Linked DNA regions of Homo sapiens: region 2 is linked to region 1. Evidence: chromatin contacts called from ENCODE Hi-C or POLR2A ChIA-PET data. All regions are on one chromosome and are shown on one strand. Each heading gives the region's core, a stretch centred on a gene start or an enhancer-like site at or near the end of the contact. The rest is flanking DNA. Distances are from core to core; before and after follow the strand shown. Region 1 overlaps ARHGAP29-AS1 (ARHGAP29 antisense RNA 1). Region 2 overlaps ARHGAP29-AS1 (ARHGAP29 antisense RNA 1).

Region 1 (3,765 bases), core at 318-2,817:
AGCCCTGGACTTGTGACTGTTGTCTGGTGGGTGTGGCAGGATGTACTGGGGACTGAGCCCTTAACCTGTGGGATCTAATGCTACCTCCAGGTTGATAGTGTCGTAATGCTATCTCCAGGTTGATAGTGTTGGAATTGAATTGGAGGACACCCAGTGATTGTGATTGTTGTGTGAGAGCAGAGGAAAATGCAGTTTGAGTTTTTCCACATTTACCATACCATATTCCACTTTCCCAGTCACTGGTACCCAACTTTCTGAGATCATCTTTGACTTCTAACATACCAAGTCATTTGATCACCAAAGACCTTGTTTATTCTATTTCCTTCTTAATTTTTCTGAAATCTATTCATCCTCTCTGTTTCTTCTGACCTCACTTTTAAAATTTATTTATTTTTGAGACAGGGTCTCACTCTGTCACCCAGGCTGGAGTGCAGTGCCATAATCTCAACTCACTGCAGCTTCAACCTTCCAGTCTCAGGTGATCCTCCCACTTCAGCCTCTCGAGTAGCTGGGACTACAGTTGTGCATCACCACGCCTGGCTAATTTTTGTATTTTTTGTAGAGATAGGGTTTTACCATGTTGCCCAGGCTGGTCTTGAACTCCTGGTCTCAAGTGATCCTCCTGCCTTGGCCTCCCAAAATGCTGGGATTATAGGCATGAGCCACCATGCTCAGACTAAATTTTTTCTTATTTTCAATCCATAGTATATGTTATGGGTTGAATATTTTTGCCTTTCCCAAATTCATATGTTGAAGCCCTAAACCCCTAATGTGACTGTATTTTTAGGCCATAATTATAGTTAAATGAGGTAATAAGAGTGGGGCTGATAGTGTTGGTGGCCTTATAAAAAGAGGAAGAAATCTTTCTCTGCCATGTGAGGACACAGCAAGAAGGCAGCCATCTGCAAGCCAGGAAGAGAACCCTCAACAGACCCTGACCATGCTGGCACTCTAATGTAAGACTTCCAGCCCTCATAACTGTGAAGAAGTAAATTTCTGTTCTAAGCTACTCAGTACATAATATTTTATTAGGGAAGCCCACGCTGACTAAGACAGTGTATTACTTGCTGTCTCCTAGAACAAGTCATGTTCTTTCAAAATATTTTGTCTCTGTGTGCTTGCCTTTCCACCAACTGCTCACTGGGGCTTGAATGTAGTTCTTTTTTTTTTTCTTTTTTTTTTTTTTTTTGAGACAGAGTCTTGCTCTGTCATCAGGCTGGAGTATAGTGGCGCAATCTTGGCTCACTGCAACCTCCGCCTCCCGGGTTCAAGTGATTCTCCTGCCTTAGCCTCCCAAGTAGCTGGGATTACAGGCACATGCCACCATGCCTAGCTAATTTTTGTATTTTTAGTAGAGACTGGGTTTCACCATGTTGGCCAGGATGGTCTCCATCTCCTGACCTCATGATCCACCCACTTTGGCCTCCCAAAATGCTGGGATTACAGGCGAATGTACTTCTTTTTCTCTACACCAGTACATTCCCTCTCCTTCTTCATGTGCAAACACTCATTCATCTTTTAGGAATCAATTTATGACTCACTTCCTCCAGAATGCCTTCATTGACCCTTCCAGGCTGATATTCTTCCTCCTTATATCCATAGCTTCCTGAGCTTAACTTTATTACAGCTCTTATCATGCTCTATTATAATTCCCTATTAACTAATCTGTCTCTCACACTAGCTTGTGAGACCTTTGAGACCGGGACTGTATTTTTTTTTTTTAACCTGTATCTGCAGGAGTGAACATAGCACTCAACTCATTGTTGATGCTCAATGTGTTTTTGTGGAATGAATGACTGAAACTCATGACTGCCTCGTTCCATACTCAATCTACAGTCAACAAAACACACTGTCCAACTCTATTCATTGCCTTGTGACACAGCTGGTTGTGAATGTGCGACTCTCACTCATGAAATTATGAACAGCTGGAAGACAATCATTTTTATGTTTTGTTTTTGTATCAGCCATGACACCTCACTCTGTGCCTTGTACATGTTAGGTAGACAATAATTTTTTTGTTAAAGAAATAAGTACAGTTGACAAAAAAGCTAATGCACTCTAAGCCTTCATTAACAGATGTTCAGTGTAAAAAGAGTGTTTGTACTCCTAATAACTCTTATGTGGATCGGATCACATCTGAAGTATTGTGTTCAATGCTGGGCAACCACCATACATTCCTTCCTTCAACATATGTTTATGGAGTGCCTACTCTATGCCACTATCTTTCTTCTGTGCCCAAGGCTTAGAAATCAAAGAAACTTAGGTTTTGTCACTTAAACTGTGTGTACTAGACAGGATTGGCTAGATTTTGTTATAGAAACAAACAATCTCGGAGTATCAGTGGCTTACCACATCCTAGTTTTGTTTCTCTTTCATGCTTTATGTCTGTCATGGGCTGAATGCGGCTTTACTCCACACAGTATTCACTCCAGGACCCAAGTTGCCTCCATCTGGAACATTGCTGATTTCACAGCAGACAGAAGGCATAGCCAACCATGCATTGGCTCTTAAAACTTCTGTCCAGAAGTAACACACATCATTTCTGCTCACATTTCATTGGCCAAAGTCAGTGCTATGACCATGCCTGGATTCACACAAAGAGGGGCAAATAGGGTGAACAGTAATATAATCTACTACACTATGTGATCTAACCTGTTCAAGTCCCCATTTTATCATTTGTAAAATTATAACAATAATCTCTGCAATGAAGACTGAGGTAAGGATGCAAAATAAGGTATGTAAAGTGTTTGGCACATTGTAATCTGTCAGGAAATTGTAGCTATTTCAATTTAAATTCTATTTAAAAGTTTAAAAACTCTGATACTCAGCATAAGAAATTACTATAAGTAAAGCTCTCTAAACACTTAACAGTAAAGTAAATTAGTTCTCCCTTCCTTTGAATTTTTTCTCTGAAAACCCACTTAAACTGTCTGAATTGTGTTTCCAGCCCTGGCTTGATGGTTTTTTTTTTTTTTTCCCATTTCTGCCTTTCAACTTTTTGCCAGAATCAACATAACCTAAGAAGAAATAGATTGGGTGAAAATTCTGTGATTTATTGTTCATTTTTTTCATGTTCAAGATCTGTTTTTCAAACAAGTAAGCAACTGAGTACAAGACCATTTTTCACACTTAATTGCATCACTAGAAACTAGCTCTATTCCCCATCCAGAAAATCTCTGGGTACCGATAAAGATGTTTGGAAATGGGATTGGGACTTTATGCTATCATTTGATAGTATCCACTGATTTTCTAAGTTTATAGCTACATTTTAGCAATATTTATTTTTAAATGCACCTTGTTTGTTTGTTAAACTTCATACCATTTTCTGCTAAATTATGCAACAGCAAAGAGCATGATGGTATGACTTAACATACAGAGTTACACTGATCCTGGTAATATTGCTTCCAGATTCATCCACTAAAAACTGAGTGCAATAATAATTTACTGCTTTTTCATCACTCTCCCTAGAATGACTAAAAGAAATTCTATATGCAGAGTTGAACATTCTTTCCATGAGGTAATCGATTCTAGTTCTTTTAAATATTTGGTAACCATTTGAGTTATCAAATATGATTTTTTAAAAAATAATTATTGAACTGGGGGCATTTTAAAATAAGTCTTTGAAATCTATTATATACCTCATTTGAAGTCAGGGACAGGAGTGGTGCTTGGGAGTCACAAGGGTAGCACCTTCCAAGACTTCTCTAAACCACTCAGCAGCCCTGTGAGCCATGTGTGCATGGTAACCAGGTTACCCCTCAGCAA
Region 2 (3,765 bases), core at 705-3,204, 49 kb before region 1:
GTGTAGTGGCGCCACAATCTCAGCTCACAGCAACCTCCACCTCCCGGGTTCAGGCGATTTTCCTGCCTCAGCCTCCTAAGTAAGAGCGTGCCACCACGCCCGGCTAATTTTTGGTATCTTTAGTAGAGACGGTTTCACCGTGTTGGCCAGGCTGGTCTCGAACCCCTGACCTCGTGATCCACCCTCCTCAGCCTCCTACCTTGATTTCCATTTTTGAGGTTACAATGAGACTTTATTGTTATTTCTCATATTACTTTATATTTGTAAATTAATAAAGCAAATTACATATATTTGCTTTGTAATTTGCTTTATTAACTTACAAGCAAAATTAATAGAAGTGATTTTTATTAATAGCCGTGATTTTTCAAAGAATCACTAATAGCTATGATAGCAGGAAGAGCAATTCCTGGAACCACAGGCGTTATCCTGTATCTGTTGTTTCTCCCAGTTTTGTAACACATCACAAGAGGGCGCGAGAAGACGCCTTTTTGAACACAAGCAAGCCTCAGGCTGAAAATTTTGTTCTTTAAGCGGTACCAAAATAGTCACAAGATGGTGCTAACAGATTCCTTTTGAAAACCTAAATGGGCAGTCTCGATTTGGTTATTGGAATTATATAAAAGCTAATACTGCAGTTATCACTTTAATTAGAACAATACAATTCACGAGGTCAAGGGCAAACTTTTCAGTTCAAACGTAGACCAAATAGTCTCTGTTCTAGATCTAATCATAGCAAAGGTTTTGGAGTGAAAGTTTCTGTCTCTATTAATCAAAGTTTTAACAAAAAATATATTTTAAAAAATCATACTTAACAGGTGTTGAGTTAGCAGCCCTATTTCACAGAAAGGATGGAGTTCTTGAGGTCTGCTCTAAAGATCCCCTGCCTTGAGGAATGACTGTGAGGGGGAGCTACCTTGGGGAGTTCTGGTTTCTTTTCATTACAAGTTTACTCCTCGGCAAATTAGAGACTTGCTGAAAGAAAAGTAACAGGTCATCTCTGGAGTCCTGGATTTTATTCAAAGAAGAGCATGAAACATGATTTTAGACAACAAAAATAAAAGCAAGATTTTTTTGTCGTGTCTTTCCTTCTGAGCCTGAACTTACCTTCCCGTGGGGCGGGATGGCCCCCAGCAAGTGGAGAAGAATGAGGCTGAGGGACACATTCAAAGCAGAATGCATGCATAGCTTTTAAGAATATGATACAACAGCCTCAAGAACAGGAACTTGGGGTCATTCAGATGTCCTAACAGGAGGAATCAAATAGTGGCAGCTCCTTCAAATCGGTCGGTTCCTCTACTATTTCACTTTCTCCTTTTTGTATTTATGTAAAGAACAGGCTTGAGAATTATCATGCAATACTGAAGTAAGGAAAAGCTCTGAAGTCAGGAATGAAGGAATCCCACTTTTGTTACGTCAAAATTGCCAGAAGCCTAGACTAGAAGCAGGAGGGGGAGGAGAAAAGAAGCTAAGAGGGAGAAGGAGGTGATCAGGATTGAAAAACCACTCTAACCAGCAAGGTCTTAGCACCCTCTCACTCAGAACTCATATAATTCTCAAAATAACTCTACCAGTTTGGTGCTTTTACCTACACTTGACAGATATGGAAACTGAGAATGTGAGAAGGTAAGTCACTTTTTCAAGGTCACGCAACTAGTAAGGGGTGGAACCAGGAGTCAACCCAGATAGCTAAGAAATGCCAAGTATGTGGAATTTTAATAAAAGCTGACAAGGAATCATCCAGAACCTTTCATATTTACTCTGTGGCAGTTGTTGTCAGAGGAACATACAGAAAACAGGTAATTTGCTCTTCATTGCTGTGACTGAGGGGCAATGACCACGGAGGATACAGATAGGACTATAGTCTCTTCCCAGGGAAGGGAGTCTGGCTCTTCTCTGGAGGGCCCGGGATGCTGGGTGGTTTCCAGTGTAGGATGGAAGAAGCTACTTCCATGTTCCAGGCTGCGGCCTACCCAGCAGAAACTGCCTGGCTCCTTCCAAGGTGGTAGTTTCCCTCTGCTGTTTATTGATGTGCTATAAAAAGAAAAGTGCTTGTAAGCAACGCAAGTGCATGAACAACTTAATTAAAATAATTAAAGTAATAGCTTGTGAAAAAAAGTAGTAAAACTAATTATTATAAAGTAGCTGTGTGGGAGGATGAAAATTGCTGACATTCTTTAGGTCTAAGCTGCTCTGTTTGGCACAGAAAACACAGACAGTTTAACTATATCCTCAGAAGGGATCTGAGGTTCCCCTCTCCCAACTTAGATTTTAACTCTCCTGTTTCTCAGTTTTTAATTTCCTCCTTGGCAACAACCACACACGAATGACCCTCCAGTTCTCACTCCGAGTTGTCCCTTCTAGTCAAGCATCTGACTTTTTTTTTTTTTTTAGAGGGAGTCTTGCTCTGTCGCCCAGGCTGGAGTGCAGTGGGATGATCTCATCACTGCAACCTCCGCCTCCCGGGTTCAAGCAATTCTCCTGTCTCAGCCTCCCAAGTAGCTGGGATTAAAGGTGCACCCCACCATGCCCAGCTAATTTTTGTATTTTTAGTAGAGACGAGGTTTCACCATATTGGTCAGGCTGGTCTCGAACTCCTGACCTCAGGTGATCCGCCTGCCTTGGCCTCCCAAAGTCCTGGAATTACAGGCGTGAGGCACCGCGCCCAGCTGCATCTGACTTTTTTTTTTTTTTTAACTCAAAGAAGTATAAAAGTTTAGAATCTGAGAAGCTCAGTGCTGAAGGAACCTGCAAACCTGCTGGTAAAATTATCTGTAGGATGCGTGGCTCCCTTTGCAAACGTTCCCAGAGTGTTGCCACTTGATGGTTATCCAGCCTTTGCTGGAGCCCTTTCAGTGAGGACAAAATGACAGCTGTGGTAGCTCTGGCTGCTGTCGAGCGCCTTTTTGTTTTAAGTTACACTCAGTCCTTTTAGTGCCCCAGTATTCCTCATTCTCTGCTTCGAGGCCGTAGTGAATAAGGAAACTGCCCCTTCCAAATATTTGAAGGAAGAGCGATGTCAGCTCATGCCTTCCCAGTGTCTAATTCAATTGCCAAACCAGCCAGGTGTTCCACGCACAGGAGTGGAGCTCCAGCTGAGAGGTCCCACAGTTTACCTAGGCTCAGCCATGTTTACCTGAGATGGGCAGATGCAGCCCGGCTGAGAGCAGGGTCAGAGTCAGCTGAGAGGAGCCACAGTCGGAGCTGAGGGAAAATCGGTGAACATCAAGCCCAGACCTAGAATAGGGAACAGAAGAAGGACATCAAACTTGCTAGCTCAGAGCATCAAAAGTAGAGGAGAAACAGAAAGAAGGGTCCAGAAAGGCAGTTCAGAACTAAGACCATGAATGGTCAATTTGTACAGGAGCTCCCCTCTCCAGGGTGAGTCACGCACATCTCATGGCCATGCAGGGCAATCCCCTCTGTCAAACAGACGCCTGGTAGCTCTTCAAGTATTCATTGTGTGACAGGCTTTTGCTACTCCCTTTATTAGCCATTCTATAATCTTTCAGATCATCTCATAGAATAACTGGTCATTAGTAGGTGGAACCCAGCTGACACTTTTGGATGATGAGTGAGAGGTGCTTAAAAATGTATATCAGAACACAGAGCAGACTTTCTTTGCTCAGGAAAAATCACTTTAGTGGACTCTCTTAATTATGTAAACATAATTTGATATAGGATGGGAGTTACATCCAATTACAACACTGCACAGCCAATAACTTAAAACCAAATATGGGACATCCCTGTGTTTAAAACTCACCTGGT

What was found. Hi-C counts contacts between places; a loop is a spot of excess contacts on that map. ChIA-PET counts read pairs that join two places held with the same protein, here RNA polymerase II (POLR2A). Pooled maps may share reads with other maps.
Region 2: a loop to region 1 is called in a pooled map, with 2.4 times the contacts of the local background. The contact joins two enhancer-like sites. A Hi-C loop is called at or near these places in 7 of 168 maps with a recorded cell type or tissue (Calu3, PC-3, cardiac septum and 3 more) and 7 of 50 pooled maps. POLR2A ChIA-PET finds 5 or more read pairs at or near these places in 5 of 52 experiments (Caco-2, HCT116, MCF 10A and 2 more).

Annotation. Positions count from the first base shown.
Region 1 is chr1:94,283,298-94,287,062 of GRCh38, reverse strand. All of the region lies in intron 2 of ARHGAP29-AS1 (ARHGAP29 antisense RNA 1), which reads right to left. It also overlaps a transcript of ARHGAP29 not described here. Among named protein-coding and RNA genes, the nearest start is that of ARHGAP29-AS1, 37 kb to the right of the region's middle. RefSeq lists an enhancer at 2,419-2,478. Within about 2 kb of position 1,567, at least 4 of the 41 ENCODE cell types and tissues checked have a DNase peak (open chromatin) inside an H3K27ac peak, as active enhancers do; they include PC-3, where a contact is called at or near this core.
Region 2 is chr1:94,332,778-94,336,542 of GRCh38, reverse strand. ARHGAP29-AS1 (ARHGAP29 antisense RNA 1) reads right to left here. Exons shown (of 4, transcript XR_002958338.2): 3 at 3,134-3,234; 4 at 1,737-2,031. Among named protein-coding and RNA genes, the nearest start is that of ABCD3, 84 kb to the left of the region's middle. Within about 2 kb of position 1,954, at least 5 of the 41 ENCODE cell types and tissues checked have a DNase peak (open chromatin) inside an H3K27ac peak, as active enhancers do; they include PC-3, where a contact is called at or near this core.